3 separate regions of the Homo sapiens genome follow, and all the other regions are linked to region 3. Evidence: chromatin loops called from intact Hi-C (ENCODE). Cell type or tissue: dorsolateral prefrontal cortex. All regions are shown on one strand.

What was found. Peaks named below come from ENCODE experiments on the same cell type or tissue, not always from the same donor. Only the 100,000 strongest peaks of a DNase experiment are listed, where the experiment ranks them.
Region 1: a loop joins it to region 3, with 5 times the contacts of the local background. A loop is called at or near these places in 5 of 110 quality-filtered maps.
Region 2: it touches region 3 in a loop (3-fold over the local background); 2 of 110 quality-filtered maps call a loop at or near these places.

Annotation. Positions count from the first base shown.
Region 1 is chr5:7,256,597-7,264,596 of GRCh38, reverse strand. No RefSeq gene overlaps it. Among named protein-coding and RNA genes, the nearest start is that of LINC02123, 87 kb to the left of the region's middle. RefSeq lists enhancers at 486-1,253, 1,427-1,975, 1,976-2,524. In dorsolateral prefrontal cortex, a CTCF peak has its summit at 3,440 (motif pointing left); no DNase peak of the experiment used is centred here.
Region 2 is chr5:6,816,075-6,824,074 of GRCh38, reverse strand. The region is part of intron 1 of LINC02236 (long intergenic non-protein coding RNA 2236); the gene reads right to left. Among named protein-coding and RNA genes, the nearest start is that of MIR4278, 7.8 kb to the left of the region's middle. RefSeq lists an enhancer at 359-943. In dorsolateral prefrontal cortex, CTCF peaks have their summits at 3,020 (motif pointing left) and 4,374; DNase peaks (open chromatin) are centred at 1,848 and 3,009; H3K27ac peaks cover 2,230 bases.
Region 3 is chr5:7,852,100-7,860,099 of GRCh38, reverse strand. FASTKD3 (FAST kinase domains 3) reads left to right here. Exons shown (of 7, transcript NM_024091.4): 7 at 561-941. The coding sequence ends at 665. It also overlaps a transcript of MTRR not described here. Among named protein-coding and RNA genes, the nearest start is that of CFAP90, 5.0 kb to the right of the region's middle. In dorsolateral prefrontal cortex, CTCF peaks have their summits at 2,817 and 3,025 (motif pointing right); a DNase peak (open chromatin) is centred at 3,069; H3K27ac peaks cover 833 bases.

The DNA of each region.
Region 1 (8,000 bases), 600 kb after region 3:
CGCTAAGGGTGAAGGAGAAGGGGTTGAGGGGTACTTGCCCCTCTCCCAGAAAAGCAAAGAAGGGGTAGAGACAAGGAGAGAAGGGGTTGTGGTACTTGCCCCTTCCCCAGAAAAGCGGGACTTGCCGCTAAGGGTGAAGGACCAAGGCAGGCATCCCTGCGTGGTCTGACACCCTTGAAACATGGGTGTATAATCAGAGAGGCGTCCCTGCAATGATTAAACACCAAGGGGAGGCTGCCTTCCCAGTCCGTGACCGGCGCCGGAGTTTTGGGCCCACGGATAAAACGTGTCTCCTTTGTCTCTCCCAGAAAATTAAAGGAATTGAAATTAAGAGAAGGGAGAGATTGAAGAGTGGAAAGGAGAAAGTGGTTGAGGGACAGTGAGAGAGGTTGGAGAAGAGAGTAAGAAGAGGCCGCTTATCTGATTTAAAATTGGTGAGATGTTCCTTGGGCTGGTTGGTCTGAGGACCTGAGGTCATAGGTGGATCTTTCTCACGGAGCAAAGAACAGGAGTACAGGGGATTGATCTCCCAAGGGAGGTCCCCCGATCTGAGTCACGGCACCAAATTTCACACATATCCATGTGAAGAGACCACCAAACAGGCTTTGTGTGAGCAATAAAGCTTTTAATCACCTGGGTGCAGGTGGGCTGAGTCCAAAAAGAGAGTCAGCGAAGGGAGATAAGGGTGGGGCCATTTTATAGGATTTGGGTAGGTAAAGAAAAATTACAGTCAAAGGGGGTTTGTTCTCTGGCAGGCAGGAGTGGGGGTCGCAAGGTGCTCAGTGGGGATGATTTTTGAGCCAGGATGAGCCAGGAAAAGGACTTTCACAAGGTAATGTCATCAGTTAAGGCAAGGACTGGCCATTTACACTTCTTTTGTGGTGGAATGTCATCAGTTAAGGTGGGGCAGGGCATGTTCACTTCTTTTGTGATTCTTCAGTTACTTCCGGCCATCTGGGAGTATACATGCAAGTCACAGGGGATGCGATGGCTTGGCTTGGGCTCAGAGGCCTGACACATTGATTTACAGCCTTTCTTGTTTCATAATCTTGCAATATTTAAGTCTTTAAATTTCCCTCTAACCATGCCTTTAATTTCAAGCCACATTTTGGTATGTACTGGCTTACTGTCATTCAGTTTAAAATGCTTCTTTAACCTTCTATTGTAATTTTGGTGGGGACATTAGATATTTAGAAGTATAGTGCTTAATTTCCAACTGTGAAGATACCCTAGTTATCTTTTTTGTTATATTTAATTTAACTTCAATGGCATTAAATAACATGGTTCTAGATTATTTCACTTAAGTCTGAAAACATGAATTCAATCCTTAAAAATTTACTAATGCTTCCTTTATGGCTCAGCGTATGCACAGTTTTGGCAAATTGTTTGCATGCACATGAAAAGGTTATATTCTAAAGTTGTTGAGTAAAAGTCTATATACATTGTCTTCAGATCAAATTTGTTAATCTTGTTCAAAATTTTAATATTATGTTAATTTTTTCTGCTTATTTGGGTGTGTTAAAAGCATTTTTCTTCTTATTCTATCAGGCATTTTGCTTATCTTTTTAGTTCTGGTAAATTTTGCTTATGTTTTCGAGATATAAGCCTATACAATTCTTATGTATTCTTAATTTTTGAACTTTTATTATTGTGAAATATCTCCCTTTATTTCTAGTAAGGCTTGTTGTTTTAAAGTCCATTGTGTTTCACGAGTGGAGCTACACCATCTTGCTGTATGTGAACCGTATCTTTTTTCATCATTTTTCTGAGTTTCTTTTGTTGTGTTTCTATAAATTGCATTTAATTGGCATGCTTTTTTTCTAATGTGTGTATCATATTTTCAAGTTGTAACTTTCATGCGCGTCCGTGTGAAGAGACCATCAAACAGGTTTTGTGTGAGCAATAAAGCTTTTAATCACCTGGGTGCAGGCAGGCTGAGTCCGAAAAGAGTCAGCGAAGGGAGATAGGGGTGGGGCCATTTTATAGGATGTGAGTAGATAAAGGAAAATTATAGTCAAAGGGGGTTGTTCTCTGGCAGGCAGAGTGGGGGTCACAAGGTGCTCAGTAGGGGAGCTTTTGAGCCAGGATGAGCCAGGAGAAGGAATTTCACAAGACAATGTCATCAGTTAAGGCAGGAACAGGCCATTTTCACTTCTTTTGTGGTGGAATGTCATCAGTTAAGGCAGGAACCGGCCATCTGGATGTGTACGTGCAGGTCACAGGGGATATGATGGCTTAGCTTGGGCTCAGAGGCCTGACAGTAACATGTACCACAACTTCATTCTTTTTTACTGTCAAATATTTCATTTTATTTATCCATTCATCAGTTGATTACTATTATTACTATTTGCATAATATATATTTTCCATGATTTTGCTTTCATCCTATTTGTATACTTGAATTAAAATATGGCTACCCTAGACAGCATTAATAGGATCTTACTTTTTTTATCCAATCTGACATAATCCCTGCCTTTTGATTTGCTTATTTTATCCATTCACATTTAATGTTATTATTAATATTGTTGGATTTATGTCTGCCATTTTACATTTTGTTTTCTATACATCGTCTTTTTTTTTCTCTAGTTTACCCTTACTACCGTCTTTTGAATTAAGTGACTATTTTAAGGCAATAATGTAATTCTTTTGACAATCTTTTCACTATATTTTTTGAGTTAATTTCTTCCTGGTTGTTCTAGGGATGATAATATGCATATTAACTTGTCAAAATTAACTTCAGATTTATACTAAATTAATTGTAAGAAAATACATAAATGCTATTTATATGCCTATTTCTTTTCTTTTTCTGTGTTATTACTATTATGTCTATTATATCTATAGGTGTTACAATTGTGACAGAACACTATTACAGCTCCTGCTGCATAATTTTATGTCTTTTAAAGAAGGTTAGGGAAGAAAAAAAGAGAAAAGCTGTACTTAAAGAGTTGTTAAATAAATGAGTCAAAGACAGCTCTTGTATGTTGGCCCTGTTGTGTTTACTTCATCATGGCAGCCTGAGACGTTTAGTGGAAAATTTCTTTTACACAGGTTTTAATTATAGCCCAAGGAAGCAAAAATGTGGGCATTTAGAGCCTTCCTTTTCTGAATAACCCACAAAACTATGCCCAACACCTACTTGTAATAGGTAAAGTAAGCCTTGGGCAATAAAAACCCCAAACCACTGCTGCCTTGGATTTCTCTGACCCGGAGACCCTCCCTCTCATCATCCTGCTGAGCAATAGCCTCTAGATAAGTGAGCACTCTCCCCGGTTCCCCCACTCCTGCAGGAATCCCTGTGTACCCCTCCCCTCCTGGGCTGTGGCTCCCTGGCATTGTCTTTAGAAGGTCTCAGGCTCTGAGGAATTTTCCTCTCCCAGGCAATCCTCTCAAAGCAGCACTGAAATAAAGCTTGTTGTGCTTTACTGCCACCTCGTGTTCATATATTTTTCCTTGCTAGGCCCCAAATCCCTCAAACTCTCTGCAAGAGTTTTCGTGTTAGACTTCGTATTTACCTTTGTGGCTTTCTCCATTGTTTTCTTTCGATTTCAAGTTACCATTTGGTATCATTTCTTCACCCCAATATAGCTTTGGTCCCAAACACATCCTTGATCAAATATATTTCTATAGGTTATAAGCCCACTAATACAATTACATAAATGTTAGTTTATAGTATTGCTTTTTTATGTTAGTTAAGAGAAGAAAGGAGAAAAAATATGCAATCATGCCACCTTTTATAAGTACATGATGGCCTTTGCTGATGATCTGTGTTTTTATGTTGAGGGGAGGGATTTGAATTGCTAAGGTTACTTACTTTCAGTCTGAAGCTCAAATGCCGTAGAATCTCACTGTCCTTGGTGAGAATTAATAGATTTTCTTGAATAAGTGTTCCTTCATTTGTTACATGCCCTTAGGACAATTCCCAAGGGCATTCCAAAGATATATATATATGTGTATATATATATATGTATATATATATATGTATATATATATGTATATATACACATATATATATACATATATATATATACACATATATATATATACATATATATATATACACACACACACACACACACACACACACATATTATATATAAAACTATACATATCAAAATTTTAACCAGTGGTGGTTGGTTGTTTCTACAGGTCTCTTTACACTGCCATTCCAGAAGTCATTCTCTCATCTTTGTCTAATTTTAAAGTTAGTCTTGTTGTTTTTTTTTACCTGATAAACCCTTTGCACCTAAGTGCGGTGTTCATTGCATTTGTCCTCTGTGAGGTTCATGTATTCCTTTTCTGCTTTTTCCTCCCTGGGCTTTGCATCCACTGTCTCTCCATCTTCAGCCTAGATAATTTATAATTTGTCTTCAAGTTCACTAATTCTCTCCTCAACTAAATCTACTCTTGCTTTAACATTATCTGTTGAGTTCTTTTTAGTCATTCTATTTTTTAACTTTAGAATTTTCATTTTTTTGTATTTCCAAATTAATTCTGTTTTGTTTTTAAAAATTCATTTGTTAACACTGTGATTTTAACATCTGCATGTAGCTAAATTAACTGGATTTCTTTTTTTTTCTATTTTCTCTCTTTGTCCCTTGGTTTTCATTAATTTTGTTTTTTGGATATCTGATTTTCTGCGATTGAGTGTCACATAATTTTTTTTATTAGTTGTATAGACAATTTTAAGCTTTAGATTATCTTATATTTCTCCAAAGCATTTTGCAACTGGCAGGCAACTAGGTGAGTATCATTATCAGTCTCAGAACACTTAACCCCAACTAAATACTGGTATGAAAAAAATGTGAGCTTCAGTCCACACAAGAGCTGACCTTTTCCCATTTAATCCTTGATCCCACACGGCGAACCTCAAGACCCTAAGCCAAAGCTAGTGTGTTTTCTGGGACTTCTTGGTAGTCTTACCCCTCTTGTGTTGTGTCTTTTCATGGGTCTTGGGCCTGAAATTTCTCTGTACTTGGTAGCTCTTCAGTGCCTTCAGACAGATTTTTGTTTTGTTTTGTTCAATTTTCCCTTTTTCTTTTCCAGTGGGAGAATTAGTCCAAAACTCTTTCTGGTGTGCCATTACTAAAAATTAAACTTCATAAGTGTTTTTGGTGATCACCACTTAAATATATCTTAAGTCCACAGGGATAATACTAAAGTATAACTCATTAAGTATTTTTAGTAAGGTATTATTTAATGAATTCTAGGCATAGTATTTTCAGATTAAATAAATATAGGACTAGAGCCTAAAATTCTAAAGATATTGATATCTCACATTTCTCCTAGATAACCACTCCCTAATAGGTTACTTATACTTTTGTTAAAAGTACTTTTAAGAATCTGCAAAGTGCCAATTCAAAATTTACCACTGTAGTATACTTGGAATACAGATAAATTCTTTGTAGATACCTCAAGATTTTATAGCATGAAGAAATTATTTTGTCTGGAAACTTCATGATTATTTGTTCCTAATCAGAGGCATTAACTTTATAAATTACATGAACAGTTCTCATCAGTCTGGTAAGCGTACATTACAAATGCAGATATCTGCTCTGCAGAAATGAACTCTGTTATGTGAGTGCAGATAACAAAGAATCATAACCTGGTAGGACAGCATATCAGCAATGACTTATCCAAAGGACAAAATACAGGAATTAAGTGAGCACCAAGCCAAACACATCAGGAGCAATAATGCGTGTGAATGCCTGGTGACATTGAAGAAGTGACACATTTTTTGATGAGCTGAATGAAGACCTATGTGGAAGGTACCCAGAGGGAAAGTAATAAGATCTGAGGCTGCAGATGTGTGCAGAGAGTAGATCATCCAGTACTTGTAGGCCATGCTGAAATCCTTGGCTGATACCACACAACAGCCGTGAGTGAAATATTTGTGTGATTTAAGCAGAGAGATAACATCCCATTTTCATAGGAAAATAATTCTTCTGGTTTTGGTGGGGAGATTTAAATTGGAAGAGAAGCAATAATCATAGGTTATTAACTGCTCTGAAAGACAAAGTGAGAGTAGTATATTCTGTGATTACAGGATATAAAATCCATGCAGATGGAAAAAAACCATTTTGGATATTGTAGTCATACATAAAATTTAGAAACTTTGAAGGTCTTGGTCAGAATACCTCCGTTTTAGGAAACAAGGCTGTTTTAAGGAATTACGGTGGTATATATTGGAGATTGTCAATATTTACACATTAAGATCAAAGGCCACAGAAATAAAACATTGTTAAACCTGAATCAATGTTACAGTTGAAGGAATTTTAACTTTGGTTTTCTACTTCATTTTCATTTTGAGTGTTGTGCTGGATGGGGGCGTGGTCCCCCAACATCTGCTTGGCAAGAGTCCTTCAAGAAGCAATTTTCTCTCAGCCACAGCTTGATAGGCTGCCTATCTTCCTTTTTAGAAATCTACCCTTTGGCATCATATTATTAACTGCCCTCCACTACCACTGGTAGGAATCAGGATAGATTGAACAGGTGAAGAATTCCTAGTAGTTGTGAGCACTCAAGAACAGCACGTGTTGTTAAGTTTCATGTCATTGCAGAGAAGTGAAAAACCCTCTCTAGAAACAGACAAAGTGTAATTCCTAATGACATTTTGAGCCAGATAATTCTTGGTCATGGGGGCTTTCCTGTGCATTGCCCGATGGTTAGCAGCATCCAGAATCCCAGCCTCTAGGTTCAGCAGCACCCTTCTAGTTGTGGCAACCAAAACTGTCTTCAGTCACAGCCAAATGCCCCCCCTTAGATCAAAACTGTCCCTCTCATTTAGATTTCAGAGTTAGGGTTTTACTGTTTTGTTTTGATTATTATGATTGTTATTGAAAATTTTTATAATGGAGACTATTAGTTTTGTGTTTAATTATTTTAAATATACGATTAACTTCCTCCAATCAACAATTTCAGTTTTGGAACTTGAATGGAGGAATATTTGTTTCCATCATAGCAAAAATGAAACTTTCCAAAATAAGAAATTGGTTAAACAAATGTGCTATGTACTTAGGAAAAATTTCAAAATATCTATTACAAATATATAAGAAAAAGACCAATTTACATAGAAAAATACTCCTGATACATTGCAAAGTGAGTGAAAAAAAGCTTGAAAGCAACATGTAGAGTGTGATATTAAACTATATATGTATCTATATTTGTATACACTGCAAAGATACATAGCGCACTATTGAGATGGCATTTTATATAATTTTTGTCATTTTTATTTCCTTTGAGCATCTCTGCGTTCTTTATCTTTATGCTTTAGAAGCGTATTACATTGGCAGTGGCAAAAAAAGTAAACCACAAATGCTGTTCCATAAAATGATCACATGTGCAGAACTTTGTGTATTTTGTATTTAATATCTACTTACTTCTGAAATAGTATGACTGAAATCAGCATTATATTCCTACAAATCACAACAAACCTGCACACACCTCAAAGGATTTTCATTTTGAGAAAGACATGCGTCAACCTAATCACCCAATAACTCAGAACTACTAATTTAAAGTAACTAATTCTTAGCTTTTGTATTATGAGACTAACAAATTTCCATGTGATTAAGAGAAAAAAAAACACAGTTATTAAATTGACTAGGAAAAAAAAAACCCTGCTATGGTTCCCTCCCTGACTATAAAGGCAACAGATAATTACGAAGAAAATCACATTAAAATACAGAGAGAAAATGGACAAGTTTTAACAGTACTATTTCCTGAAAATGGAACTTTGCAATATATATTATTTTTCTGCTTTGATAATGTTGCTTGAACATTTACAAAGGAAGTTCAATAACAATGACATAATGGACTATTTGCTACTAAGAAAATAGAGATACAATGATATCTCCAAAACAATATAACTAGAGAGTATTTGAACTATTTGCAGGCTGTTATCATTTTACACCATCCAAGTTGCATCAAAAGATGAATTATTGTTTAATAGCTCTATGCTATTACAATATATGACTAATATGCTAACTCTAGTGACCATAAAATTTA
Region 2 (8,000 bases), 1.0 Mb after region 3:
CCCACAGTGCACAGAATAAAACGGAGAATCAACACTGGGGAGTTAACAGAATTAGCACTTCCTCAGACAAGCTGCATAAAATCACCCAGAATGCAGGAAACATTTCCTATCAGAAGAAAAAGATTTAGATGTATAAGATAAACAAAAAATAGACATAGGATGTCCAATAAATGGAAACTCTAGAATGCCTGAAAACAAAACCAGAATCAATGCAGATCAAATGTGCTTGACTGACACCTCTCAAGGTATATAGAGGCTAATTCTTTAACTTTGATCATAAAACTCATTGCTTTTTTTTTTTTCATGTACTAGAAAGGGAGGCTTCTAAACTAATCATATATTGCACTGGTGTTAATCTTCAGATTGTAACCCAAAGTGTAAAAATGTATTCATTTTAAAAGAACCTAAGGATTTTGGGGGACATTTTGATTAGGTAAGACAAAATGTTGTCTAGTTATTCACAACAAGGTACAGAAACAGTTCTCTACGACTCAGGAAGCACTGATCCCCGGGGGGATAAGGATGCTGTCAGGACTGCATTCCTCAGAGGAATGGGAACAGCCACGAGGCTTAGGTGTCAGAATCACCTACTTCTGGAAGACAGAGGAATATTCGTGGACAAAATGGAATAGAAGAAAATGAAAGAGTCAGCGGAGGAAGGAGACAACTGTGTCCTTGAGGATCTGGCCAGGGAAACAACTGGGCCACTTGAACAACAGAGAGAACTCCGTGCAGGGGATTGGTCACCCGTGACGGAGGGGGCCGAGCAGCAAACAGGGAGGGTGAGCAACAGCAGAAAGCGACAGCCACCCCTGGCTGGAGAGGCAAATGGAAGAGGTGCACGGGTCAGCCCTGTGGGAGGGGAAGCCGGAACAACAGCAGGTCTCCCCAGGGGACACAGTGGTGCTGCCGCCGTGTGGGCGGAAAACATCGGCAGAGCAGAGTCGGGGGAAAGGTTCCCAGGTCCCCCACTCTGGACCCTCGGTGGTCTAAGGCACCCAGAGGCGGCTGACTGGGAGCCTTGGACTCGGAGCAGCGCGTAGAGGGTGAGGGGCCTGCACAGGAGGAGCGGCCGGGCGGTGGAGTGTGTCCTGCCTCGGGTCCTCCCTCACCGGGGCCTCGTCAGGGATCCTCACAGAGGTTTGGTTTGGTTTGCTGGGATTTCTAGGGAAGGCAGCCGGGGTTTCATACCAGCCTGGTGGGACAGGGCGCTGTGGGGGAAGAAGAAACTGCTTTGCAAACCCACTTTCAGCAGTGACTGAGAAAGTCAGAAGAAAGCAAGCTGGAGAATTGGCAGAGGTGATAGGAGCTGCCCACGCAGGCAGCCAGCTGAGCCAGCCACACTGAGGGAAACCTCGAGGGCAATGACTCTGGCCAAGGGACACCTGGGTGACAGATGGAAGCCCGATTAGCTGTGGTCCAAAAAAGGGGTCCTCCAAAAAGCATAATGGAGGCCATTATTGTGCAGTTATGAATGAGAAAGTGGCTGAGTTTCCTTCAGTGTGTTGACCTCCTACATGGTAAGCACTAACAGCATAGTATGTCCTCAACACCAGACTAGGGGAATGAGTCTGTCACCAGGGTGCACTGTCCATCTTCGATTAGTTTTCCAGCTCTTACAATTCACAGGTCCTTTTAAATATTAGAATGTATTTGGTGCCACAACTGAAAGCATCGAGCTGCATTTGTAATCACCACACTATCCACCTGATCCTCCCTTGCTCTGCTGCTAGCCAAGGCAACTGTGAGAGGCTGGACTGTGCACCTCCACGCTGTGAAGCAGCAACTCTCCTGTTTCAGAAACCATGGGTTCCATCGCCCAGCTCCTGGCTCTGCTCCCACTTAACAGACGTGGGTTGGAGCATCACTGTGGCCATCGCATCCTCGCGTGCAACAGACAGGATGCACGATTTCCCTCCAGAGCCTGTGTCAGTCTGCTTGCCTGTGGCACCTTCACACCAAGCAGGGAAGTCTGCATTTTATGTCTTGAAGCAAATGCAGCTGTGCTTATAGTGGTCACCATCCCCGTGTTGACGACAGGGTTGCAAGGCAGAAGTGGGGCACAGCGGAAAGTCCTGGCCCATTTTCCATCTCCAAGCCCCCTCCCCTTGATCTTACTGGAATCTTCCCAATGCATTCTACATCATGTTTTCCTCAGGCTGAGATCTCCCCTGTGCAAGAAACAGTCTGAATCCTAACGAGATGTCTAAAAAGAGGCAAACAAGCAGCTCTAAATAATTCTGCCGTGCTTTGAGGGACAAAGTGAATAAATGCTAAAACATCATCTCTTTAGTTCTCAGGTTCTTAAAAACTTTCTAAAAAGCTGCTATTACCCCAGAAACACACTTTGAATGTTTCCCACTGTTTGGAAAAAGCAAAATACTTTTAAAATAAATAATGTGTGTATGCATATTCTATTTAACTCCATGATTTTTACAGAAAATTTTGAAAAACAAAAAATTAACGAGGAAGTACTTTAGCACCTACTATGGTTTCATGATGAGCAAGAAAATCGCCCAAAAGACTATTAACAAAATGTGCCTCTGGGAAGTCACCCAAGGAATAGTTCTGGTTATATATGACTGTGTATAGTCTATAGAGTTCAGGAAACTTAATATTGAGTTAAATCAGATTAAACTATCCTGGTACACTTTTCTTTATTAAGTCTACTTCTAAAATGTTGCCATAAATAAATTATTCTAAATTGATGAAATGAAGTAGAATGGTTAACATTTAAAGAAATCCTAACGGGAATTATTTTTTAAATCACACAGTCACCTCCTGTTTTGTTTAACATGTACTTCTGCAAACATTTGGATTTTATTAAGAAATAACTAAATTTAGGAGAGAATTTTAACTGCATTCTCTAACATCGATTTTTAAAACTGCTGCATATGAACATTATTTCCAGAATGCAAAAACAAATGAAGTTTCTTATAGTCTTTACACGCGAACAGGCGCCCCTACAGTCTTCCTCGTTTATCACCCACCGCTCAACCACCAAGCTGTCGTGGGATGGTGGCGACCTCTAGAGGCCACACTTAGGAACTGTCTGATTTAAAGTTCAACCTCTCTAGGCTCTTGGAAGAATCAGCAACAGAGCTTTTCCTCTAGGCTCTTAGAATCGTGAATACACAGAGCTTTTCCTTTCTCTTTCATGCATCGCTGCTCACAGCCCAGGTACTTCCACCTAACGCAATCATTTTCTCACACTTTCATGGCAAATGCCTCCCTTTTCCTTTTTGCCATTCTTTCCAAAAAATAAAAATTTTTCTATTTATGAGTAAAAATGTTTAAATGACTCCAATTATGCTCAGAGCCTGTATGAAGGTAACGAAAAGGAAGACATTTGATGTGAAGTCAAACAATGTCACTGACTGCTAGCCCTTCATTCTCTCAAAAAGCCCCTTCACAGAAACTCCACAAATTCTATTTCCTAAGCATCAAGATTCCAACTTTTTAAATGCTATTAAATTGTTAATTATCTCTGTTAGTAATGCATTAGTTTATTTCTTAGTTATTGCAGATGCAGTAGTTTCTAGCATTTAAATATTTTTGTATTAATCAGAATGTGTTATGCTGCAGTAACAAACCAACCCTCAGATCTCAGTGGCTTTGCATAAAGCTCCATTTGACCCCCCACCCACTCACCCCACAAGTCTTCTGTGGTTTCAGCCACTATCTAAGGACTCTCAGCTTCAAGCAGCGACTTGGAGGCCCAGGTGAATTGCTCCTTATGGCTGCACCATTTGGATTGCATGGTTTCCAGGGCACTGCATCAGTGAAGGGAGAACTGAAGGGCCATGCCTCTTCTCTTAAATGCTTTAGAAGCCCAACGGTCATGCTGAGGACCACTCTCCAGAGCTTGCTACATGGCCCTGCCTAACCCCAAGGCTCTGGGAAATGTGGGTGTCACATGGATTTTCACTGAGCAATAAATGTTTCTGTCACACAGTATATTTGAAAAATATTTTAAGTTTGACATTCTTAAGGGAGGAATAGGTCTAACCCAAAATTTCAAGCTCGCTTATACCACTCTCCATCAGAAAATGCAATCTTCGTCAACTGTAAGCTGTCATAGTACCTGAATAAATGCAAAAAGGAAGGGGAAAAAAGCAGCTCCCTTCCAAATTAAATCATAGAAGAAAAGGATTAGTCAGGTACACTTCTGAGAGGAAGACATCAGCTAAGTCATTTGGAGCAAGGTGTGACTGGAAAGAAGCATAACCGACAGTGATAAGCTGCCAGGCAAGAGCTGCGACAATTCTTCACAGACCGCAAGCCACGCAGCACACTTCGGAATACAGAGGAGAGAAGTTAAACAAAGCTCAGAGCCCACTGCTCAACCCCGTTAGCCTCAGTGGAGAAACAGCACCTCCCAGTGATCCTTCCTCATATCACCTTTTTTTCCCCATTCTTTTGTTTGTTTGTTTTGTCTTTGGGTTTTTTGTTGGTTTGTTTTGTTTTATTTCTCATATAATCCTGCAGTTCCCACACAGGAATTTCAGTTCTGGGCTTTATTGCAATGCTTGAGCCCTAATACATTTCTGGGCTTTCAATTGCTTCCAGAAAAACTGATGAGCCACGCCCTTATGGGACCACCCATCACAGATGATTCTTCAAGTAACTTTGGAACAAATCAGTGCCCCTAAATAGAGACGCAGCAAAACAGCAAAATAGCCCATGCTGTTGAGATTATTCCACAAGGGGGCCGGCAACATCAGGCAGAAGAGGGAGGGAGGTGATGAGAGAATAAAGAAAACAAGATTTGTGAGGTTGACTCAGAGGAAAATTAGCTCTGTCCAGAGCCGCCTGCCATTAAACAGCGATCAAATACAAGTGGAGCGGGGTGAGATGCGAAGTTTTACCTTCTGGTTGTTTACATGAGGCCTGAAATGAGTTCTACTTTCCTTTCCCCTTTCTGCCCCATAGACACACATGTATGCACACAATCACATGTGCACACACAGAGTCAAGGACAAACATATGAGAAACCACTGGGTTCAGTAAGGAGGTCGCCAGGTGAGGAAGGAAGAAATCAAAGCAGACCCTGACGCTCACAGGGGGGTCAGGTTATTTTTCTCTTGGACATAAACATTCTCACAGAACAGCTCCCCCGGTGAGCTTACTCAGAGCAGGAGTAAGTGAGACAAACCAAGGAGCTTTATAATTTTGTCTAAGCACAGACAAAAACAAGGTCGCTGTACCACCTCCTGATTAGAGTGAGTGACAGCTGCTTCTTATCCCCTGCAGGCTTATCTTCACCGCAGCTTGCCCTCCCTACAGATGAGACTAAGACACATGGGGGAGACGCAATCATAGGATCTTCCCTGCTTTCTGACAGCAACCAATCCACAGCAAACACCTGCTGCCTTACACCCTCTCCCAATCACCCAACCAAAGCCCAAATCCTATACCTCCTTCTCCTACTGAGACGCCTTATTGTTCTTCACCATGTGTGTTCTTTCTTGTCAAAATGAGTAATAAACCCAGCTTGTTAACCTTTAGATATCCTCTTGGTGGCCTTCAGCTTGTGGCACTGACACAAGCATGAGACCCTCCTAGTTAGAGAAAATTGACAAGAATTTGCAAGGTGCTTTCCCTTCACTGTCCACACTTCCCAACCCCACCAGAAGATTATACATAAAAACAGGCTGGAAGGGGGAAGAAGAGACTTGGGGGGAATAAAATAAGCAAGACAGTTTGTTCCTTTTTGCCATTGCCTCTAAACATCTCATTACTTTGCATGATGTACAAACACACAAATAATGCACACACATACACACAAATAGCTCAGGAGGATAGACATGGATTTGGAAATAAAGAACTGATTCTCAGAAGACAGTGTGGCAATTCCTCAAGGATCTAGAACTAGAAATACCATTTGACCCAGCCATCCCATTACTGGGTATATACCCAAAGGATGATAAATCATGCTGCTATAAAGACACATGCGCACGTATGTTTATTGCGGCACTATTCACAATTGCAAAGACTTGGAACCAACCCAAATGTCCATCAATGACAGACTGGATTAAGAAAATGTGGCACATAGACACACCATGGAATACTATGCAGCCATAAAAAAGGATGAGTTCATGTCCTTTGTAGGGACATAGATGAAGCTGGAAACCATCATTCTGAGCAAACTATCACAAGGACAGAAAACCAAACACCGCATGCTCTCTCTCATAGGTAGGAACTGAACAATGAGAACACCTGGACACAGGAAGGGGAACATCACACATTGAGGCCTGTCCTGGGGTGGAGGGAGGGAGGAGGGATAGCATTAGGAGATACACCTAATGTAAATGATGAGTTAATGGATGCAGCACACCAACATGGCACATGTATACATATGTAACAAACCTGCACGTTACATGCACCTTAGAACTTAAAGTATAATAAAAAAAAATTTAATAATAAAATTTAAAAAAATTAAGAAAAAGAACTGATTCTCACCTATGTCTGGAGGTCCGTGAGTGGTAGACCCTACAAACATACTCAGCAATGCCCAGGCGAGCTGAGGACAGCACGGAGGTGAGAAGAGGCGTAACTGGATGGGAGGGCACAGACACCAGTGAAGCCAAATCTGGCACAGCAAGAAACCTGTCCCGATGTGTCATCAGAGGGCACCACAGAGAGCTAGAAAACGAGCTAGGATCCCAGCCACCCAGAGGCAGCAAAGCGAGTTGAGACTCCCCATTCTCAGAAGGAGCTTTCAGCTCAAGAAGCTACTGCATCCACTGGGGATCATCCATGCAAGGGGGCTGTGAGAAGCCACCTGGACCCCTAAAAAACAGGACTATTCCCTGGTATTGCTGGAGCCAAGAAAGGTGCGAGGTTGTTTAAGACTGAAAAAGAGCCCCGCAGAGATGTGTGCTCTGTCACCCTTGGAGCTCAGGCCATCTTGTGAGCTGACACCCTCTCTCAGCTTGGCCCCGTGGCAACAGACATGGTCAAACTTTGTAGATGTACAAGAGGGAGAAGGGGAGAGAAAACCCTTTAGGGGAGAAAACTTTGAAAAGCATCTCAATTTAACCCAATGGAAGCCAGAAGAGGCCAAGCAATGGACTAGACATGGCTGGAATACCTGGAGCTCAATAGCAGCAACAAGGAAAAATTTAAGAAAGAAATTAAAATGGTTCAGTAAACCTATTTGCTTAACATAAAAGAAGGCAGTAAAGGACCAAAAACAAGACGTACAGAAAAAAAAAAAATAGCAAAATGGTAGACAAAAGTGCAACTACGTCAATGGGTTAAATGCACCAAATAAAATACAGAGATTGTCAGAAAGACAAGTAAGACCTAATTGAAATACTGTCTATGAGAGATTCAAGTTACATTTAAAGGTGCAAATAGGTTGAAAGTAAAAGGATTTAAAAAAAAAACATGTATATTGTGAGAACAGTGGCCATAAGAAAGCTGGAGAGGCTATAGTAATATCAAGCAAAATAGATTTTAAGACAAGATATATTAGTATATTATCCTATAGGCCAAAGAAAAAAATTACAGGGGAAACTGGAAATAACTTGAACTGTCTCAGATATTTGGGGTTCACCATACCCACTAGAAAGACTATACTCAAAAAGACTAAAAAGGCCGGGCGCGGTGGCTCATGCCTGTAATCCCAGCACTTTGGGAGGCCGAGGCAGGTGGATGACTTGAGGTCAGGGGTTCAAGACCAGCCTGGCCAACATGGTAAAACCCCATCTCTACTATAAATGCAAAAATCAGTAGTACATGGTGGCATGTGCCTGTAGTCCCAGCTACTCAGGGGACTGAAGCAGGAGAATCACTTGAACTTGGGAGGCAGAGATTGCTGTGAACCAAGATAGCACCACTGCACTCCAGCCTACACTCCGGGCTAGATGACAGAAAGAGACTCCATCTCAAAAAAAAAAAAAAAAAAAAGAATACCAAGTTCAGGATAAGGAGAACTTAGATCCCTTTTTCTCATGCCTGAGGGGATGTAAAATGGGGCAGACACTTTGAAAAAC
Region 3 (8,000 bases):
AGACCCTCCAATGGTTGGCCTGCAGCCAGGCTGCAGGCACATGATTACTACCTGGCCCCTCTGCTCCCAGCTGAGCAGACTCTCTCCTTTGCTGCGCCTCCTGCTCTCTCCCTCTTCATTCCCTCTTTGTCCCTGCTGCGTCCTCCAGCTCTCTGAATACCTACCTTCCAGCAGTTTGTCGGCATCCCCACCCTCATCTAATGAAATGCTCACTCCCTCTTAGCACTAGATCACCAACCTACAGCTTGTTTTTTATATTTATTGTGTAATTTAACTTGCCACCCAAGTTGTGAACTCCTGGAGAACAAGAGATCATGTTTAATTCTTATTTGCATATTCTACATATTAATTCATCAAATATTTACCAAGCCCCTTCTCAGTGCCAGGCACTGTTCTAGACATTGGGGATACAGGATGAAGAAGCTGGTTGGGATATTTGCCTTCCAGGAGCTTACATTCCGCTGTGGGGAAGCGTGTAAGAAACAAACAAAGTAACCAATAGCCAGAGGAACCTCAGATTTTGAAGGATCTTGACCAGTTTTACTTTTCTACCTTTACAGATCCCCTATCATGAGATTGGGATGCTAAAATCAAGACGTGAATTGGTGGAATATTTACAAAGAAAACTGTTTTCTCAAAACACTGTTCATTGGTTGCAAGAATGAATACTGACTTCAGAACTCAAACAATGGAAGAACTTGCATTTTTATGGAACTCAGTATTAAAAGAAAAATATAATGTGAATTAGCCACTTTGCAGAATATGTTCTAGACTGGTGATCTGAAAGCATCTGTAGTTTTCCTTATACTATGTATACATTTATTGTGGTAAAATTTAAAATTAATTTTAATTTAATACTAGTGTCATAGATACTTTTTGTACATCAAACAATTGATCATGTGCTGTAAAGGAATTCAATGAATAAATGTTATTTTTAAGTATTTTGTCATAGTTATCTGCTAAATGAAAATATTTTGCTCTTTAGAGACCTTTTGTTTTCTAACAGATGGAGGAAATTTTTTCTCTTTGTGTGCTGTGAGTGGAAGTGAGATTTACCGTAAGGAAAAGGAGCAATGAGAAATAGAGTACAGTGCTTTGGATATAAATATTATAGAATTATGCAGAAACAATCTTCTGGTTAATGAGATATATTAGTATGGAAACTTTTTTTTAATAAATATTTAGAGAAATGGAAAAGCAATTTAGGTAGGTTTTTTGGGGAGCTGTTTGATTGGAGGGAGGATCTTCTAAATTATAAATCAAGAATGAATTAAATTGTCATTAGTTCATTGCAGAGCCTTCATTGCCTCATCACAGTCAGGTTACAGTTTCAAGGAGAAGAGGACAAGAGAGCCGACTGGAGTAGCAGAGTGTATTTTTTGAAGGAGGGAGGAGGGATACAATTGAACCTGTAACAGGTTGAGATGATAATTACATAAAGCACTTAGAAAAGTGCCTTGCACAGAGTAAGCACACAGTGCAAGTTAGCTGGTGTTAGTCTGAACGTCTACCCCATCATGGTTTTTACTTCACTTTAGCTTTTTGGGTCTATTTACTTATCTTTAGAACAGGAAATGGAAACTAGATGAGCTAAGATCATTTTTTGTCTCCAATTACAAAGAAAGAGAGAGGCAATGGAAGCAAATTGAGATTGAGCAGGAGATAAGCACGGTAGATTCTGATGTATCCGGGTACCCAGCTGACCTTGCCGCTCATTTGGGACCTGGCTTGGAAGGATTCTCACAGCTCTCTGAAATCTGGGTAATTAGATGATTTACACTTTTTCACAGCTCTTAGATGACTTAAAACAGGCATTCCTGACACTGAGCCTAAGATCTGTTCCAGATCATATCAGGCCTCAGAAACCCCTTTCACACCTCCTTGCAGCTAATATCCAGTCCTGTGTCTTTTTCTGCCTTTTTAGTGAACTCAGGTTCCCTCCCTGGCCTCTGGTCCACCCTCACTGTGCTGTACACCTCTTCCTATGACTCAGCTAATTTTTGGTGCGAAACTCAACCCAGCAATGTGGTGTGAGGTTAAAAGCATTCAGTTTAAGGAGCAGAAAGGGACTTAACCAATTAAACAGCCACACGAAGAGGTAATGACGGTCTGTTATAAATGCTATGAAGAAAAATACAGCACGAGCGTTCTTCACCTGTGCTGTTGATGTAAGTCCATCTCATCCATTGCAAGCTTTTCCCTGTTTGCTCATCAGAATCAGATGCTCCTCCTTCTGCAGTTTTCACTTACAGCCTCTGCTGATCCTGTCTCATTTGGCTCTCCCCTACCCTCTTCACGTACGCATTCAGCAGACAGTTCTGATCACGCTGGGCACACTCAATGCTCCAGCTCTAGGGCCAAATAGGAAAGAGCCCCTGCCCTTGAGGGGCTTGAAACAGGTGAGATTAGTGAGCAGGCGATGGGAGTGGTGAGGCCTCCGGCACCCTGACACACAGTCAAGGCTCTGGGAACACAGAGACCTCATGCCCACCTGGGCAGTGAGAGAGAGCCTCAGAGTGATTTGTAAGCTGAGTTTTAGAAGGAAGAGAGCAGGGTCTAGGGGCGCAATTGTCAATGGCTGGAACACCCAGTGTAAAGCATACAGGGTTGGCCCAGGGAGGGAGGCTAGACCTGCCTCTGGCCCTGTTCAAATTTTAATCCCGAAGTACATGAAAATAATTTAGGCTAATAGAGAGATATAAGGTTGCTGGTGTCACTAACGAGCAAATTTGACAAGCTTTGTCAAATCATAAAGCTAAGTCCTTTTAAACTGAATTCTCATGCTGATGAATTCATTGGTATGTCTATACCTGTACAAACAAAAGTGATCTGAATGTGTCAGTTGCAATTACATATTCAATATGATGGCTCTTGCAACTATATATTTGATAATATTTTTAATAATTGCATAACCTTTCTATATTTGTTTTCAAAAGTAAAGCAAAGCAAGAAAAATGAATGAAAAAAAATTGTTTTACTTGCTAGCACAACCCCTGCAGCAACAGTGATAGTCTTTGGGCCTATCAATAGGGGGCAGCAAAGTTCAGGACTTTGGGCTGCAGCAGTTGAAACTAGAGGATCTCTGGAGGAGAGAGTGGATCCTCTCTGAGTGTGTGTTGTGAGTGTGTGTGTAGATGGCAGGCAGGCAGGAGCTGTGGAAGAGTGTGGTGACAGTTCTGCCTGAACAACACAGGCAGTCTTCTTTACCTTTCCTTGCCTTCCTCTATGTGAGGAATGTGCGTCGCTTGGGTACATGTGGACACTTGAAAGATATTTGATAGAATTCTGGGAAAACGGAAGCAGTCAGTTCCTCCTAAAAAAAAAATAAATAAAATTAAAAAAAAAAAAAAGTATACCTACCAGAAGATGATGTGCGCAAATCCAGAGAGGGGTCTTGGCTCAGTGAGGAACCAGGCAAATTATCCCCTTAGGGCTGCGATCTCCCAAATTGGGAATGTGCCCACCCCCATTTGGAGTCTAAATACTTAGTGTAGATAGTGAAATGAGACACGTCTTGTAAGCTGTTTAGCCCAATTCCTGGAAAATAGTAAATACTCAGTGAACATTGGGTGCAATTATTGTTATTGGTACACGTGTGTTCCTTCATTCTCAGTTAAACTTTATCGTACAGCTCGCGGTGAAGGGTCATGTAAGGAATGGTCTGTAAGAAGGAACATGGCTAACTTGCTGGTCAGGACTTCTAGGGGTGCCACTGTGAGCCTTTGACAACTGCCTTTGTTAATTATCATCAAGGACATAGTGCTAAGAAACTTTGTTCTCTAAAGCCTTTGTTGTTTGAAATCAGAGCAATAAAATGGAACATCTAACTGTTGTCTATATGAGCTGAGCCACATGGGCCAATCTGACCAATGGAGAAGTAGCTTCAATATCCCCCTCAATTGCAGAGCTCTAGACGTGGGAATTTTGCATACAACGTTCCACATTTCTTTTCCCTTTGAGGGACCTGAATCGGCTTCTTAGGTCAGGGTTACTGTTAACTCTTTGGCACACTAACTTGCTGTGCTTGAGTCTCTCCAGCTCAGCTTCATTAAATTTTACCTAAATTCACCCCTCCCCAAATCCTACAACAGCCCTGTCTAGTCCTATGTTTGACTCGATGTCTCTAGGCTCCTGTGGTGTGCAGTCTCCCCTGCTGCACGAGTCAGGAAACCTGCCTTCATGTTGATGTTCTCCCCCTGTTGGGCTCCATCAAAAGAAATTTTGCCTTCATCCAGTACTTGTAATCCCATCCCAGAAAAAGCAAACATCTCCCTCCCACTCCCACAGTCTCCGATACAGAGTGCTCACAGTGTGTGGGTGGAGTTGATATTTTGGGTTCTAATGTTTACAAGAAACAATCTTAATAACCCTACTGTTTTTGCTTGTATTACAGGAAATTTTGAACACACATAAGAATTGAAAGAAAAGTATAAGAATTGAAAGAAAAGCTGGCTCAGTGGCTCATGTTGTATTCCCAGTGCTTTGGGAGGCCACGGCAGGAGGATTACTTGAGGCCAGGAGCTATGATCACGCCACTGCTCTCCAGCCTGAGTGGCAGAGCAAAACCCCATCTCTAAAAAAAAAAGTATAAGTTTGCAAGTTCCTCTATTCAGCATGAAAATTACCATAATTTTCCAATCATGTTTCATCTATTCTTTAACTTTTTCTTTTTTTTTTTTCCACTGGAATGTTTCTAGAGAAATCCAAGCTATCATATTATTTTATCCTAAATACTTCAGTATTCATCTATAATTGATAAGCTTTTTTTCTTTTTTTATCTAATCATTCAGCCATTGTTACAAATAACAAAATTAGTTATTATTCCCTGTCATCATTTAATGTGTAGTCTATATTCTAAATTTCCTGTACTATCTCAAAAATATTTTTTAACTGTTGATGTTTTTGAATCAGGATCCAAAGTCCACGTATGACTTTTAGAGATTCTACCACTGAAGTCTCTTATGTCTCTAACTGCTACTCTTTCTCACGTAGTTTTCATGTCATTAAGTTATTGGAGAAATTAGATCAATTGCCCTGTAGAATGTCCCACACTGTTGATTTGGTGTTGTCTAACTTGTTTCTATATCTATCTGCTGCATTTCCTATTAAACCAAAGGGCAGATCCAGAGACTTGCTTCAATTTGGCTTGAATGCCTTGGGAATGATGCCAGAATATAAAAGCAGGCAGAAGAAGGTGAAAGACTAGACTGGCTTAGCCTCCCAGCCTACCTCTTTCTCCCGTGCTAGATGCTTCCTGCCCTTGAACATCAAACTCCAAGTTCTTCAGCTCTGGGACTCAGACTGGCCTCCTTGCTCCTCAGCTTGCAGGTGGCCGATTGTAGGACTGATATGGTTTGGCTCTACGTCCCGACCCAAATCTCCATAATTCTCATGTGTTGTGGGAGAGACCCGGAGGGAGATAGCTTGAATCATGGGGGTGGTTCCCCCATATTCTCGTGGTAGGGAATAAGTCTCATGAGATCTGATAGTTTTATCAGGGGTTTCCGCTTTTGCATCTTCCTCATTTTCTCTTGCCGCCACCATGTAAGGAGTGCCTTTCATCTCCTGCCATGATTCTGAGGCCTCCCTAGCCATGTGGAACTCTAAGTCCAATTAAACCTCTTTTCATCCCAGTCTTGGGTATGTCTTTATCAGCAGAGTGAAAACGAACTAATACAGGGAACTTGTGATCACGTGAGTTAATACTCCTTAATAAACTCCCATATAAAAAAATATATATAATATATATCTTTACATAGATATATATATACATCCTATTAGTTCTGTCCCTTGAGGGAACCCTCACTAATACACTATGTTTAACCCAGCCCCAGTGTGTGTCCTTACTCTATTAATTTGCCTCCTTTGAGAGGAGGGTTTTTATGCTTCTTTCATCCTCCCCTTCTCCGGCACAGAACTTTTGAGTACGAGTACAGACATGAGGAGCCTAAATGTATGACTCTGTGACCTTGTATTCCACTCATGTACCTGGGAATATATAATAAGATCATATAGGAAAATACTTTTTTAAAAAGAGTATTTTTAAAAAAGGAACTAAAGCCTCTTAATAATCAAAATTGCCAAAGTCTGCCTTGCCCATGGTTTCATCTGTCTCTGGTAACCTGCCCTGCATCCTCAGGGCCTCACATCTCATTCCACCCTCATCTCTGGTGGACCATTCCGTGGGGCTATGACTCACCTCATGAAAGAAGCATCTCACCTCCAGTACATGCCCCTGTCTTTTGCTGTCAGCCCTAGGGCTCCTCGGACACCAAGGAGGCAAGACACTCCAGGGGAGACTGTGAGGCCCTGGGGCAGTGGTCGTACAAGTTCAGGAGTCAACAACTGAAGGAGCGAGCCTCCACCGAGCAGACAGGAGCAAGTGATGAAACATGCCTCCATGTTGATCCTCTGGGGCAATTCTTCAAGGCCTCTCCAGGCCCCTCAGAAAGGTTCATGACCATTCACCAGTTGCCTTCAGCAGTGACCTGGGTAGTGCATCCTTGGTGTCTCTCCTGCTTCTTGCTCCTCTTGGTCCCTCTCTCCTGTTCCCTGGAATTACCTCCCAAATAAACTCAGGCCCTTGTCTCAGACTCAAATATTTGACTTCCTACTGTATGCCTGTATGCCTGACTTGAGCCATCTGTATAAGTTTGTTCTCATGCTGCTATAAAGAAATACCTGAGACTGGGTAATTCATAAAGGAAAGAGTTTTAATTGTCTCACAGTTCAGTATGGCTGGGGTGGCCTCAGGAAACTTACAATCACGGCAGAAAGCAAAGGGGAAGCAAGGCACCTTCTTCACAAGGTGGCAGGAAGGAGAAGCACTGAACAAAAGGGGAGGAGCCCCTTATAAAACCATCAGATCCTGTGAGAATTCACTATCACAAGAACAGCATGGGGGAAATGGCCCCCAGGATTCAATTATCTCCACTTGGTCACTCCTTTGACATGTGGGGATTATGGGGATTACAATTCAAGATGAGATTAAGGTGGGGACACAAAGCCTAACCATATCTCCATCCAAGAAGAAAAAGATGTAGGTAGCCTTGCCCTCAAGAGCTCTTGGTCTAGGACATGACAAAATGTCACCGACTGAACTGAAGTTAGCAGATTCACATCTGTATAACTGTGTAAACTTTACTAATTTCTTTTACTAAGAAATTATCTCGGTCTCAGTTTTAGCTGAATTCCCAAGATAATTGGTTTCAAGTACTTTCACTTTCCAAAGTATGATACTGGGTCACCAATGCAAAGCTTACAAAATCTTGTGACCATTAGTTGACCTCTCTTGTGTATTTGGAGACATTGAGAGAAGTTGAGAGAGGCAGTAGATTATAAGGGCTTAAAAAAAAAAAACATATTTGGCTGCTGCTTTAATGAGGCCAAAAAAGCAAAAAAGTATGAGTCATGCCTTTCATGACTTCAGCCCATGGGAGAAAAATAAGAGCCCCTTTTCCTTTGCTTCACATGTAGGAGAGATGGTGCTCCATCTCCAAGCACCAGGGATATGTCACCCTCTCCAAGTGGCTCCAATGAGGTTGCTAGGTCCCCTGGGGCTTAGAGACATGGTGGGCAGGTGTCTGACCCTTGACTCATGGCTGACTTGTGTTCTGCCTGGCCATGGAGCAAAAAGATGTGTTAGTGGGACAAAGAAGGCACATGGGTTTCTCAGGAAGCTCATGGGGACCCACGAGAGAGACAGATATAAATAAAAAGAGAGAGAAAAAGCGTGGTGGCACCGGGATGTCTTAAATCCTGCCCAGAAGGATCTCTAGAACTCTGGAGACCTCTACAGAGTGGATCACCAGGTGCCTCAGAATGAGAGAGGCATCTTAAGCCACCAGCCTGCATCACAGAATGGCAGACAAGAGATTCCTACCTAGTTGCAGGGATGGGGAAGAAGGCAGGGCACTGCTCCTTCCATCATCTGTAAGATCTCTCCATCAGGCCCCCACCTATCTGTTCACCTTCACTTCCTACCAGTTTCTGGCTTCATG